Linked DNA regions of Homo sapiens: all the other regions are linked to region 2. The links are chromatin contacts, found by Hi-C in ENCODE. All regions are on one chromosome and are shown on one strand. The core of a region is the stretch at or near the end of the contact, and the rest is flanking DNA. Distances in the headings are between cores, read along the strand shown. Region 1 overlaps PEX5L (peroxisomal biogenesis factor 5 like). Region 2 holds the start of DNAJC19 (DnaJ heat shock protein family (Hsp40) member C19). Region 3 holds the start of DCUN1D1 (defective in cullin neddylation 1 domain containing 1). Region 4 overlaps PEX5L (peroxisomal biogenesis factor 5 like).

Region 1 (3,216 bases), core at 345-2,844, 1.2 Mb before region 2:
CTTATCCCTGCACATGATTTATTAGTGCTTAATCTAATGAGATCTCATGAGAAATAGGGGATATCATTATTTTAATGCTGCTTTTTTTTTTTTTTTTTTTTTTTTTTTTTTAGACAGAGTCTCACTCTGTCACTGAAGCTGGAGTGCAGTGGTGTGATCTTGGCTCACTGCAACCTCTGCCACCTGGACTCAAGCGATTTTCCTGCCTCAGCGTCCGAATAGCTGGGATTACAGATGCCCACCACACCCAGCTAATTTTGTATTTTTAGTAGAGACAGGGTTTCCATGTTGGCCAGGCTGGTCTCAAACTCCTGACCTCAAGTGACCCGCCTGTCTCAGCCTCCCAAAATGCTGGGATTACAGGTGTAAGCCACCACACCTGGCCTCTACTACCAATATATTAAATATCTATTATCCCCAAAGAGAACTGACTTGAATGTAGACATCTAGATATGAAAGATTTTACAGTCTTTTGCAAAGGAGAGGGAAATTCCTGTGTTTTCAGAACTACTGATGTGGGTTTACAGGAGACACAGGCTAAAGCTACTCCCCCTCATTCTATTCCACTGGCCTCTAGCAAGGGATTTTCAAACTGAAGTGCATGTGAATCATCTGGGGTGTCTTATAAAATCTTCATTCTCATCCAGTAGGTCTACTGGGGTGGGCCTGGGATTGTGCAGGTTTGACAAGTTCTCAGGTGATGATGAGGTCTCTGGATAAGACTCTGAGGAGCAAGCCCTAGGCAGGACATAATACCACTCTGTGGTGGGCCTAATCTCCCAGATTATCAGCACTGGGTAGAGAGGTTCTTAATTCTGGATGCACATTACAAACACCTGGGAGTTTTAAAACTATTGCTGCTTGGTTCCCAGCCCTGATCAATTAAATGATCATCTCTGGGCTGTGCTTGGGCATTATTTTTCCCCTCCAAACGATTCTAATGTGCATGTGTATACAGGGTTAAGAACCACTGACTCAGAGCTCCAGATGTGGAGTTGGGAGATGAGGGTTCAAGTTCTGTCTCTGTTACATACTCTCTGTGTGACCTTGACCTTTCCTGATCCCCAATTCTCTCATCTGTAGGAAAAGGCTCTGAACGCAGGGCCACACCCCAGGCACCGTTACTTCATCAAATACCAACAGAATCTTGAAATCTAGGATTCCAAGATTGTAAAGCCCTAGAATTGCAAGAGTCTAGAATTCTTACAATCTGATATTCCAAAGCTATAGGATTTATACACATACATTATGTATGTACATTCATATAAACACCATACATATAACATATGGAATGTATGTGTGTGTGTGTGTGTGTGTGTGTGTGTGCATATGTATACGCACACATATATATTCTCTTCCTATAGCACTATATTAAAGGCACTCAAAATAAAAGGTAGGGAAAGTGGAAGTCTATTTGGCAGAGGCTACTTTTCCAGGGTTTAAATAGGAGCTCTAGTCAAGTAGGGTGTAATATTACACACACCCACTGTTCCCATCCCTCCTGCTCCAACGTCATCCAGACCATTAGTCAGTACTCCACTTATTTTTTTTGAAGAATATTTTCAGATGTTTCAGAAGGCTAAAACGTTAAAAGGAACTATTTATTCAATGAGTCTACTTTATGACTGGGTTTAACACAGGCTTTCTCTGGTGCCAGTGAATGTCCATTGATTTGTAGATAGTAAGACATTGTTAGGAACATGACTTCATTCTAAGTTGTTTTTCAGAGCTAAGTGTGAGTGATATGCGGTATCTCAGCACTTATCCTTTACAAATTCTTTACACTGTACTTCAGTAAAGATCAAAAGACAAATCTGAAACAGGAAGTTCATTAACAAGTATCCACCAGGCCCATGATTTTGCACTTAGCTTCCTTTACCTCTGGAGGGCGACAATAGCTGCTTGTTCATTTTCATTCTCCGCCTGGGTTATCCCGAGGAACTGCCATGCCTACGAAAGACAACTGATGTTAACATTGCAAGATGAAGCAGAATTACTCATGTGCTTCAGTTGGTTTGTTGACCTGTGATGGATCCCCTATGCAGAGCAAGCTGTCTCATATGTGAGCGCTATATAAAAGGGAAAAATATTGTATGCATTTCTTCATTCAAACTCTCTTGTGACACCTGGCTCAAGATCCTCTGTCATTATTTCCAAATTCGTTCAGTATTTATCCTTTCCTATAACCCAGTGCGATGGAAACCTCTGAATTTCTGAGATTTCGTTATATTAGGTATCTTAAAACCAAAGGATAAATATATAAAATTATACGATTGTGAGGAAAAGGGGTGGAAATATAACCCAGAAATGTAGCTAAATGAAATTTACAATAAGGAATCTCAAGATGTACAATATTAACTTAGCTTGTATGAATGAAAGTCACTTACTAGAAGAATTCACAGGAGATTTAGGAACTAGGAAAAGCAAAACAAACAAAATCTCCCATGATGTGTTCATTCCTCTAAGGTAATCACTGTTAAAATGCACAAAACATATAACACAATCATAATGTAGACATAATTTTATAGTCTACATTTATACATTTCATCGTACCTTAAGCCCTTTTTCATGTTTTTACAAAATCCTTGTAATTTTTAATTTGGATTTTGTTGAATGGCTATTCCATTATTTACTCAACAATTCCCTTATTGCTTTAAGTTGGTTGCAATTGTTTGCTATTGTAAATAATATGAAGAACATCTTCAAGCAGATAGCTTATGTTTTTATATCTAGAATTAAAGTTTTTAACACAGCAAATTTTTCTCTGTATACTCATAAGAACAATAACTCTCACACTGTTATAAGAGTAATACACACAAGCAGAAACCTCTCATTACACACATTGTCTTCAAATTTGCTGGGGGTGGAGGTATATTAGGGTCTTAAGGTTTAAAAATGTTTGGGGAGTGTGTAACTCTCCTTCCCAAGGCTGGGAGAGTTACACACTCCCCAAAGACTCTTACACACTCCCCAAACATCATTTTAGATTATACCGTTTTAAAACAAAACTCTATGAAAGCACAGTTATCTTAAAGTGCCATTTGAATGGTTTTGGCTTTTCCTCTCATGGGTTATAATTACATATACCTTATAAACTCATAAAAATACTGATTATTCCTCCCTCCAAATATCCTTGATTCTTTTAAATCTCTTAAACATACAGACAGCAACCTCTATTTTGATTTCACCTTTCATATATCTTAGAATGCTTCTTAA
Region 2 (3,646 bases), core at 927-3,426:
CTTAACTGTGACCACAGAGAGTATGACCATAACATCAAGCCAAACCCTATAGCCTAATTAACTAGAGTGCTACCTATGTATGATGTTTGGGAGTGCCAGGGCCACATGGTCAGATCGGATCACTTTAGAATCATATACCTCTGTGTGTGCGATGCAGAGCAGATGAAGGAAAACAAGAATATGTACAGATGATGCTGAAGGTGATGGTATGTGAAAAAGTGAAACTTGGGTCTAGTGGGGTACTAGAATTGTCAAAACCCCATCCAACTCTGTCACATATAACATCTGATGTTTCAGGGTAGCACCATCACAAAGTTCAGAACTTCTATACTCTCCTTGCAGGAAGCAGGAGAATGGGTCCAAAGCAATCACTTAGAACTTCATGGATATTTGGAAATTTACCCTTCCCTAAGTGTGGCTCTAGGTTTCAAATAGAAGCAGCAAAGAATTAACAAAGTCTTACAGATTTTGGTAGGCTTTGAAAAACTTGTTTTACTTGAGGCTCCATATGCTTCATGGCTTGCAAAACGTAACGGCCTAAAACCAAAAGCAACAGAATAAGTAAACTAAATCTCCAATCTCCCCGACTTCACTTCCATCCCCAAACCATAAACAAACCTGCAAATCCTGCAGCAGCAATGGTCAGTCCAACTGCTACCACTGTACTGGCCTGGTAAGGGGGAGAAGAGTAAATATTTACTTCTCTAATTCCCACCCTTTCTCATTTTGCCCATTCTTCCATCCCCAACTCATTACAAACTGCATTTTAATAGGAGAAACAACTTTTTTTTTTCTTTTTTTTTTTTTTTTTTTAAGAGACGGAGTCTTGCTATGTTGCTTAGGCTGGTCTTGAACTCCTGGCCTCAAGCAATCCTCCCACCTTGGCCTCCCAAAGTGCTAAGATTATAGGCATAAGCCACCATGCCTGGCAGAGAAACAACTTTTAAGGCGGAAATATTCTGTCCAGTAATCTTTAAAACTACTGCATCTGTTATGCTGAATGCATTAAAGTTACAGGATTCATCATATGGGAAAGAGGGCAAGTTCGACTTGCTTATTTATCTTTACAATAGTGAAAAAGATGATTCCCTCCCTTTGAAAACTTCTTTCATCACCAGACAAATTAAGTCACATTAAAGTTCAATCAAAAGTAGTGGAAATAGGCCAGGCGCGGTGGCTCACGCCTGTAATTCCAGCATTTTGGGAGGCGAGGCGGGCGTATCACTAGGTCGGGAGATCGAGACCATCCTGGCTACCATGGTGAAACCCCGTCTCTACTAAAAATACAAAAAAAAAAAAAATTAGCTGGGCGTGGTGGTGGGCGCCTGTAATCCCAGCTACTTGGGAGGCTGAGGCAGGAGAATGGCGAACCCGGGAGGCGGAGCTTGTAGTGAGCCAAGATTGTGCCACTGCACTCCAGCCTAGGCGACCGAGCAAGACTCTGTCTCAAAAAAAAAAAAAAAAATGTGGAAATAAGGTTTCTGCTACAGAAGGAAAAACTGTTTACAGACGGCTCCTGTAAAATTCTAACAACGCATTTTCGAGGCTAAACGTGGGCTAAACTAGGAGACTAATACCTTTGGCACTGCCCTGTTGTTTCCTAACAAGACAGGCCCAAATATGTTCAGGAAGCATGGAGAAGACATCTGTCAGCAAAAGCCAAAGAGAAGGACATAGCAAAGTGGAGCTAGTGCTGTGAAGATGTGTTAGGGCAAGGGCACTTATAATCAAATACGTTTCCACTAATCTCCGAGTCCATGACAGCCTCTGACCTTACAGGAGTTCCAGGCAAGCAACACCTGCAGAGCCCGTGCGGACAAGAAGCTGGAGAACCGTGCAGAAAGACGATGTAAAAACACAAACCCCCAAGAGAGCGAGCCAACAGGGTTGTGTCCTGGTGAGTGTGACTCCCCAATAACCGAAACCTCCCGCCCGCAGTCGCACTAAGGAGCACAACTTCAACTCCACACCTCCGAGGCGGGGAGCTGAGGTTGAGGCCTGGGCCGGAGGTCGCCAAGAAGACCGGAAGGCCGCACTCACCATGGCTCCGGCTGGGCTCCCTTGCTTCCACCGGGAGCACGGCTCATCCCAGCTCAGAGGCCGCGGCCAACACCTGCACGCCTTTACCAGAGAGCGACGCAACCCCCAACCTCAAGCACAGGCGCCCTACGCAACACGGCAGGAGCAGCCGCAAACTAGGCCGGAAAACTGTCGTAAAAGGGGACGCGGAGGAGAAGGAAAGTCGCTCAAGCAGTGGACAGAGCGGAGAAAGCGACTTCGGGTTGGTTGAAGGGTGGGCGGATCTCTTTATTTCTGGGTGTAGGGGTGGGGCTTCTCTGTGTTTTCTGTCCTTTGCTCCTGGGCGGTGGGTATTTGGAAATTCTTGCAGGGAAGGGCATGGGCAGCCTTACTCAGACCGATTTTTTCCCCCTACATCTTAGCACCTCGTTTTGCCTTTATTTTATGTTAATAATTGTCAAGGGTAATGAATGTAGTTAAACATGCTGTGACATTTCCACCACGAACCCAAACAAATATGTTGTAACCCAGTGTAGGAAACGAGATGCCCAGAAAAACAAATGAAACCAACCACACTGTGTTTCAGGGATTGCTCGGTAGCATTTTTTAATGTAAAAGAACTTCATTTAAGGATGTGACTTGACAAGACTTTGTGAATATTTGGGTTTTCGTTTTGTAGAATGGGATTAAAGACAGTTCATATTCTGAACATGGAATGTCAAGATCCTACAACTGAAAAGGGCTATTTAAAAGTTTTCCTCCTCACCCAAAATAAAAAGTAGGGCTGGATTTTGCCCTTACGTGGACATCAGTTTCATACATCCCTACATAAATGCTTGAGAAGAAAAAAATAATGGAGACAATAATGGAATTTTACAATGCAACGTTTGCATGATCAAAATAAGTTTGGAGTTACTTCCCACTCAGAATTTACAGTGTTAAATATCCGTTTACATTGCAATGCAATTCTGCTTTGATGAGTTTGTTAGTTATTAAACAAATATGCAAAATTTTTGGGTTTGTTTTCCTCATCTGTAAAAGCAGTTTGCATTTGATAATCCAAGAGCTCTTCTAGCGCTAAGGTTTTTGTGATGTAATTTATTGTCAACACATGATTTAAGGTGACATCCAGCACTAAGACACTAGCATTAAGTTTATAACTTCCTCTTTTGCCTCTCTTTTATCTGGTTTTTACCCAACAATTACAAAATAAATAATCAAGTGAGGCATAAGACCTTGGGACCAAATTGGCATCAACAAGCTAGAATGCTATCTGGAAAAATTTATTATGCATATTTTTGGTATGTACAAACTGTGTAATGCAGTTTCTGGAGGAATAGATTTACAGTAGACTCTAATTAGCTTTGAGACTTTACAAAACCCAGACTCAGGAAATTGGGAGTAGCAACACAGCAAGACATTTTGTTGAGCTGGAGATAGCTCTTTTTTTGGTGGCAGATCAAACTGGAGGTAACCTGGCTCTGTCACTTACTAATACTGTGACTTGGAAAAGTTATTTCTGATTGAGTTTCTTCCTCATTTGTAAAATGAAGGTAATGATAACTACCTTGCCGAGTTTTTGTGAACGTAGAGATTATGCACATATTGTGTTCTGCTTATGGTCATC
Region 3 (3,375 bases), core at 356-2,855, 2.0 Mb after region 2:
GGATGATGCGGATCTGGAGACCATCCTGAAGAGCACACATTTCAGCTGTGGCTGAGTGTTTCCCAGGGAATTAACGTCATTACTTCGAGCTTACTATACTTATCTAAATGCTAAGAGTCTGGAAACTTCAGGAGTAATGTCTATGACCATCTAAATACTTAAGAAACTAGAAACTGTTTAGACTGCCTGGTGGATCTCTGAACACTGTAATACTAATCTATACATTAACCTGCACTTTAAAGTTTTCTTACCAATTCAAACTGTAAATTCCTACACAACTTGCCACAGAACATAAGTGTTAAATATGTGTCAGACTAAACCATATATCCATACATGACAACAAAATACTGCCAAGCTGGAGGATGGGACTAGAAGTGTCATTCAGCAAAAATAAGACCAACTAAAAACAAAGACACTGGAGCATTCCCTTAACACAGGCGCGCACACACACCCTCCTCAAAGAGGCCTTTATGTTCCCCACGAGCAAAGGACAACAATATCATTTTTACTATTCATACAGTAACCTGCACGGAATTCAACTCACGCTCAGACTGTACAATGCCAAACAGCGCTTCTGAAACGCGAAGAGCGTCCAGCAGAGTCAGGTACTTAATTACCAAAGTAAACAACTCGACCACAAGGGTCTGCAAGCCTGGAGAGGACTTTTTCCCCCCCCCAAACAAAAAAGGAGAGTAACTTGACAAACTGTTTTAAAAAAAATCACAAATGGCCCTTAACTACTATAATAAAGCAATTACTCCTCCCACCCCCAAGCAAATAAAATAGGTGCTCGAAAGGGCGCTCGCTAGTCTGTGTTCCCTAATTTTATGAAATGAGAACAGGTTGCACTTCCGTACCCCCTCCCCCAAGCTCAGCAGTCTCCCATGTTTTCAGTAGAGAGGTAAATATAACCTCCACCAACTGGCCGGGGAAACTCTCCTTCTCCAAAAGCATGGGACGCCTCGAGAGGTGATGGAGAAAGGAAAAGGGCTGATACCCCGCCCCAAGCAAAACTGCCTGGGAGACTTGCGGGGTATTGGAGCCGGGAGCGGAGGAGGGAGAGGCGCGCCGGGAAAGTCTTTCCTTCTCCCCGGCCGGGCGGAGAGGGAAGCCCCGGCTTCGGGGCGGGGGGAGGCTACTCACCCGGAACCCCAGACCCCAGTCCCCGACCAGACACAATGGAGCCGGCAGAGGGGCAGGGGCAAGGCCGTTGCCCCCTCCCCTCCCCCCGCCCCAACGCCTCCCCCACCCGCGCCGGGCCCCGGCAAGGGGCACCGGGGCCGCTCCCCGCGCCCCAAACTCCCCGGGGCTCCCGACTAGGCCCGGCTCCGCTCCGCCTCCTCGGCTCTCGCGTAGCGGCTGCGCCCGGGCGGGAAGGGGCGAAGGAGGAAGGGAGAGGCAGGCAGGAGAGCCCCCGCCTGGGAGCGGGACGGAGGCCGCGGGCCGAGGCTCGGGGCTGCAGGGTCGCCGCGGGACGGAGGGCGGCCGGGGCGGGGGTGCGCGGCAGCGCCGGCCCCCAGCCGGCAGGGCGGGCGGGCGGCCGCAGTGCCTCACCATGTTGGTGTCCTCCAGGCCTCTCCCCTCCTCCTCCGGCTCCGCAGCGAATGGACGGCGGCGGCGGCGGCGGCTCCTCTCACGGGCTTGCCCGGCTCCCGCTCATGCGCAGTGCGGGGCGGCCCGGCGCGGCCCGAGGAGGCAGCCCCGGACCTCGGGGAGGCGGAGGGACGGAGGCAGGCGGAGGGCGCCCCGCGCGGGGCTTCCCCCGGGCGCGGGGGTCCCCCGGGGAGTGGGCGGGGGCGGGGGGCGCGGCGGGGGAGGGGCGGGCGACGCAAGCCCTCCGCGCGCCGACATCCTCCTGCCGCGCCGGGCGGTCTCTGGTGGGGGCGCCGGGGGACACCCCACCTCCGTTTCCTACGCGGTTCCTTCCGGACGACCACGGCCGGGTCTACGCAGGCTGGAAGCGGGCACGAGCGGCGGCGGATAAGTTGAGCAGCTGGGGGCGGCTGAAACGGATGGTTGAGGAGCTTCATCCATCCCAGACCTCCCCTCCCCATCAGTATCAAAAAAAGGGAGAAGATAGTGGAAACACCTCCCCCTGCCCCGTGTTTTCTTCTTTTTCCCCCCAATCTCAGTATCAGACCTACATCAGTTCCCTCGCGTGGGCATCCCAGGGGAGACCTTAGTCCCCCCCCTGCGGTGGCTGTCACTCCATTAGTGAGGACCAGGCTCTCCCCAGACCTGTCTACTGGGAGACAGTTGGGGTAACCCTATAGTGAGATGGGGTGGGGTGCACTGAGACCCAAGGCCGGGCTGCGGGAGTCCAGGTTGCCTGCCTACTGCTAGCTCTCAGTATCCCCTCAGTTCGGCCCGCCCAGGATAAGTTTCGGGAAGCAACTACACATTTTTTCACTGAGGGTCTAGTCACGCAGGGCGGACAGTCCAGGTGTGACCTGCCCTGGGCGTTAAATCAACTGAGGCTGAGGAGCACTAGGATTCTGAGCTGAGGATCAAGTGGACAAATTCGTGCTGCAAGGAGGACAGAAGACTCCTGTGGAGTAAGTGGTCCTTGCCCTTCAGAAATGTAGTATCCAGTTGGAGAGATAAGACACCTTCACACAGGAAGGAAATAAAACAGCTAAGAAAGCAAACTCACTCAGAAAGTCACATCTGAAACTGTACCAAGAGCTTACCTACGTTTCAGAACAGGACCCACCTGAGTAGACCCGTTATCACCATCATCACCAGCACAGGCATTAAACGACCAGATCAACCCTATAACTAATGAATTTGTTCTTACCAAAACAACAGAACTTCTTTGGTAACTCCCAAAGGCCTCCTAACTTCCTGGAGCTAGCCATGTACTGGGAGCGCCCAGCGCTGTACCAAGGCAGGTTTCTGGCGGCCACAAACCGTTCATCCATTCTTTCCCCCAATATTTAAAGAATGCATGTGAATGTGCCAAGCTCCTTGCTGGGCTCTGGGTAAATAGTCCTGCAAGGAGAAGCCAGATCTGCCTCATGCAGCAAGCCTGAAACTGGACTACATCCACGGAGGTTCTCCAGGAATTCACCTAGCTTTTGACCTAAAGTATTAACACCTAGGGCGTTAATGAGGAGGATTCACTGTATCTCTTACTCCAATCTGTTCTACTCCATTGAAATAATCGTTTGTGGGTTTTCCTAAGCTCTACCAAGGTACAGGCCTTAGTTATTCTAATTGACCTCTCGCCTGCGTTTGGACACTTCCTCCTTGAATTTCCTGTTCATTTTCCATGACTCCACCTTCTCCTGCATCTCCTCTTTACTCTGACCACTCTCCTTTGCTGGCTGTACTCAATTTAGGCTTTCCTGACCATTCCTGAACGTCCTTCTGTAT
Region 4 (3,591 bases), core at 1,007-3,506, 1.0 Mb before region 2:
GGCTCCCAAATGCTCCTGGGAGCCCTTGGTTCCAACTACTGCAGCACGGGCACTGTAACTGTCTGTTGACTGTAAGTCCAACCATACCGGCTTCTTAAAGGCCGTGACTATGGTTATGTTATCTCTGTGTTCCAGCACCTAGCAAACACCTACCAAAAAATTAGGCTGTAAATAAGTTTGTGTAAAATAAGTAAAATAGATTAAATCATTTCCATCAAAATAATGTATTTTTTCTTTTTTTTGAGATGGGAAATAATGTATTTTTTTCAAAAGCAGCATTCTATCTTCCTCCTGAAGTTATTTCATAATAAAGAAAATGAAAAATTATATTTTTTCATATAGCTTCTCTCAGGATCAGTATCAAAAAAATATGATTCCCTATTTAGTTCTCTCACCCCGAACACTGAGGCTAAATGTCACCAGCATTCCCTGACCTGGCTCTGCTGTTTCTCCACTGTTCCTTCTCACTCACCACATGGGAAGAACCACTGTGGCAGCAGAGCAGAATAAGGACAAATTATTTTTTAGAACTATAGCAGGTATTACTGTACTCAGTGTAACTATGTGTTTTCCTCCAAAACTATGCCTAGAATATATATAGCAAAATTGTTTACATAATAAATTTCTCCAAGTAATAGAGTCTCAGATTTTTCTGTTTCTCCATTTTCTGCCTCTTCTTTTCAAGAGCAGGCTTTATGTTTTGCTTATTTTTTTTCTCATTTCTCCCTTATATTTGTAAAGCTGAAGAAGTCTGTCCATCTACAGAACCTAGGGGGACTTGCTCTTTCCCTCTTTGTTCTCTTACCATTTGGATTCTCCAAGGGGCCAGCCTTGGTCAGAACTATGAGGAGGTCTCCTTCCTTGCAATCTATATCCTCTACTTCTAGCAGATATGCCAAAATATTTGTGATATATGTTATATTCTTACACATAGGCAGAAGGAAGAGCAAGAGCAAAGTGTGAAGGGAGGAAGAACATCAAACACTCGATGCTTCAAGGTGTTCAGTATGAATGGGGCATGAAGTTGAGGGGGCATTAGATAAGCACAATGAGGTAGTTAGGGGCTGGATGACAATGGACAGCCTGCAAGCCCAGTGGAGGAGTTTGCATTTTATTTGGGAGACAGTGGGAAACATTAGTTCTCACTATGTATTGGGTGCTCACCAGTAAGCTAAGCAGTGTTGGGGTCCATGGGGTATTGCTACTGTTGTTCATAAAAGTCCTGATCCAAGGGTATGATTTTAACTCAAGTTCCTTGGAGTCTGGATGCAAAATTAAAATGGCTCATTCATCTAGACAAAAACAAGTTGCTTCCTTTTTTAAAAAATGCAAAGTTTACAAGGTTTTACATTTTTAGCTTAAAAATTTAACAATATCTAACCTGTTTATGAGCTCAATATGTTTTATCTTGTAGTAAATGATTTGATTAATGAAATCCATCAACTTATGCAACATAGCTCATTTTTTTCAGGGACTACTCCAATAGTTCATAAAATTTCATGTGTCAATTTTGGGGACACATTTAAAGTTTAAAGAGAGAAGCTGAGAATGCAGGGAAGTGATAACTGAACAACCCTTGACTGGAAGAAAACAACTTCTATGCTTAGTGTTTTTCTACAACAAAATTAGTTAATTATTCACAAATTATACAAATGAGATAATTTTGTTAGAAAACAAAGTGATGAATGAATGTTTTTTCTATTCAGAACATCCAGCACAAAGCCTGGATGGTACATTCTCTCACCATTTCCATTTCTTTAATAAGTTACTTATTCATATATTTCAAGAATGAGATCATTTGGCCAAAAAATACGATGAGGAATAAATAACAATTGTATTGAATGATCACTTGTGTATGTGTATGTGTGTGTGTGTGTGTGTGTGTGTGTGTTTCCTAGATCACAAGACAGGAAGGAAGTGGTACCCATTTCAACTGGGGGTAAACCATGTGAAAAATTAAACCAAAAATGGAAATGACAGAATTCTAGAGTTGTTTTGGAGAAAAGGAAGAAAGCAATGGAGCATAAAAAAAAAAACAGGTTTGCAAGAACTGCATTTCTGTCAAACCTTATATATGCAGTGTCAGAATAAGAGACACGTTCCAGAGGCAGGGATCAGAGAGTGGTGCTGAGCAGAGAAGAAAAGACATGCACTGTAAAGTCTGGATGGAGAGAAGTAAAAGCGCAACCACAGAATGACAAGGTCGGGGCAATGGCAGAGCGTGGGCATCTCAGTCCAAAGTCGAAGAGAAAAAGGGAACTTTACTCTGTAAACTCTCCCTGTTGTTTAAATATGAAAATAAGAAAAATATTTTGTATGGTCTTCCTGATCCTTTGTCATTTTTATTATAAGTGATAAAATTGAATTTATAACATAAATCATTGAGGGACAAATATTTCCACTCACAACTGGTTTTCAAAGCCCTTCTGACAATAGACGCTGATTCAATCAGTAATCACCGAGTTCACCTGCATGGTTCATTAGACAAAAGCACTGGCAGCTGACTTCAAAACGGATGGGCCTGAAAGCTGAACTGTCGATACGGTTCACAATCACCATGGCCAGTTGAGGGGGAGATGATAAACTGAACCAGGTGGAGAGGCCCTGAGAGATGAGCTGTAGAAAAACCATCTGTGTCAACAGGGAGGAAACACTTTGTTAATCCCAGAGTAGTTTAGGAGATTTCAAAGTTTACTTTAAAAATCTTTAATATCTATACCCTGATGGATACTGGGAAGATGTCACAAAGTTTGTGAGAACCATTTTATGAAGAGTTAGGAGGTATCTAATATAAACATCTTTTTATAAAAATCTATCAGACAAATAGACTTTTAGCTGTGCACTTGAAATACACACTTTTCTCAAATGACTATTCTGGTTTGATTACTATGCTTATCTTACCAACATGGGACATTTGGAAGAAAGGAGAGGAAGTATCATAATTTAGAAAGGCAGTTACAGGAGTGGCTGAATGAACTCAAGACTAGAGGCTGCAGATCCCAAGTTCAAATATTGCCTGTGATGTGAAGTAACCTGGTGAACCCAGTCAAGTTACCTTTTTACTCCAAGACTTGCTTAACTTATTTTGATTATAACAAGTAATATGATTAAGCTTCTTAGAACAATATCTTTTCATCAAAGTTTATCTATACACCTAAGTTGTTCCTTAAGTGCTATCACCATAATCATACACACTCCTTCCCCTATTAAGGTGACTAGAAATGGGTTCCATGGGATGGAATTTTTAATTTTTTAATCCACTGGATTAGATTATCTTCTGAAATTCCTTCCAGATCTAATATTTACAGTTCTTATTTTGATCAGATGAACCTACTTAAAAATCAACAGCAAAAATAAATAAGTACGGCAACACTCCTTCCACAATAAAAGGCTGAATAGGTTTCTTTTCAATTTCTCTACCAAATGGCTGAGTCTAATTTTAAGTACTACTGTCTCTGACTGTTACTTTCATATATAACATCATTTTTACACTCAACCTGTCAGCTCATGTCATTTCAATTATGCATTTGTTTTCTCACTGACTAAACATTGTGCCAGCACTTCTCCCTATTAGATTAAAAAGAAAGAAAA

Evidence for each region. Hi-C counts contacts between places; a loop is a spot of excess contacts on that map. Pooled maps may share reads with other maps.
Region 1: a pooled map shows a loop between it and region 2 (11-fold over the local background). The contact joins the enhancer-like site here to the promoter of DNAJC19 in region 2. A Hi-C loop is called at or near these places in 3 of 50 pooled maps.
Region 3: a loop to region 2 is called in a map of dorsolateral prefrontal cortex, with 16 times the contacts of the local background. The contact joins the promoter of DCUN1D1 here to the promoter of DNAJC19 in region 2. A Hi-C loop is called at or near these places in 3 of 168 maps with a recorded cell type or tissue (CD4-positive, alpha-beta T cell, CD8-positive, alpha-beta T cell and dorsolateral prefrontal cortex) and 6 of 50 pooled maps.
Region 4: a pooled map shows a loop between it and region 2 (2.8-fold over the local background). The contact joins the enhancer-like site here to the promoter of DNAJC19 in region 2. A Hi-C loop is called at or near these places in 4 of 37 single-sample maps with no recorded cell type and 4 of 50 pooled maps.

Annotation. Positions count from the first base shown.
Region 1 is chr3:179,809,922-179,813,137 of GRCh38, forward strand. It overlaps PEX5L (peroxisomal biogenesis factor 5 like), which reads right to left. Exons shown (of 15, transcript NM_016559.3): 11 at 1,880-1,950. Among named protein-coding and RNA genes, the nearest start is that of PEX5L-AS2, 87 kb to the right of the region's middle. RefSeq lists an enhancer at 1,691-1,740. Within about 2 kb of position 1,595, at least 3 of the 41 ENCODE cell types and tissues checked have a DNase peak (open chromatin) inside an H3K27ac peak, as active enhancers do.
Region 2 is chr3:180,987,560-180,991,205 of GRCh38, forward strand. DNAJC19 (DnaJ heat shock protein family (Hsp40) member C19) reads right to left here and starts at 2,177. Exons shown (of 6, transcript NM_145261.4): 1 at 2,041-2,177; 2 at 619-670; 3 at 464-537. The coding sequence starts at 2,043.
Region 3 is chr3:182,978,933-182,982,307 of GRCh38, forward strand. DCUN1D1 (defective in cullin neddylation 1 domain containing 1) reads right to left here and starts at 1,606. Exons shown (of 7, transcript NM_020640.4): 1 at 1,555-1,606. The coding sequence starts at 1,557. It overlaps LOC105374246 (a long non-coding RNA gene), which reads left to right and starts at 1,875. Exons shown (of 2, transcript XR_924771.2): 1 at 1,875-2,555. RefSeq lists silencers at 1,275-1,394, 1,455-1,894.
Region 4 is chr3:179,959,340-179,962,930 of GRCh38, forward strand. All of the region lies in intron 2 of PEX5L (peroxisomal biogenesis factor 5 like), which reads right to left. The region is part of intron 1 of LOC124909463 (a long non-coding RNA gene); the gene reads left to right. Among named protein-coding and RNA genes, the nearest start is that of PEX5L-AS2, 63 kb to the left of the region's middle. RefSeq lists a silencer at 2,575-2,624. Within about 2 kb of position 2,257, at least 2 of the 41 ENCODE cell types and tissues checked have a DNase peak (open chromatin) inside an H3K27ac peak, as active enhancers do.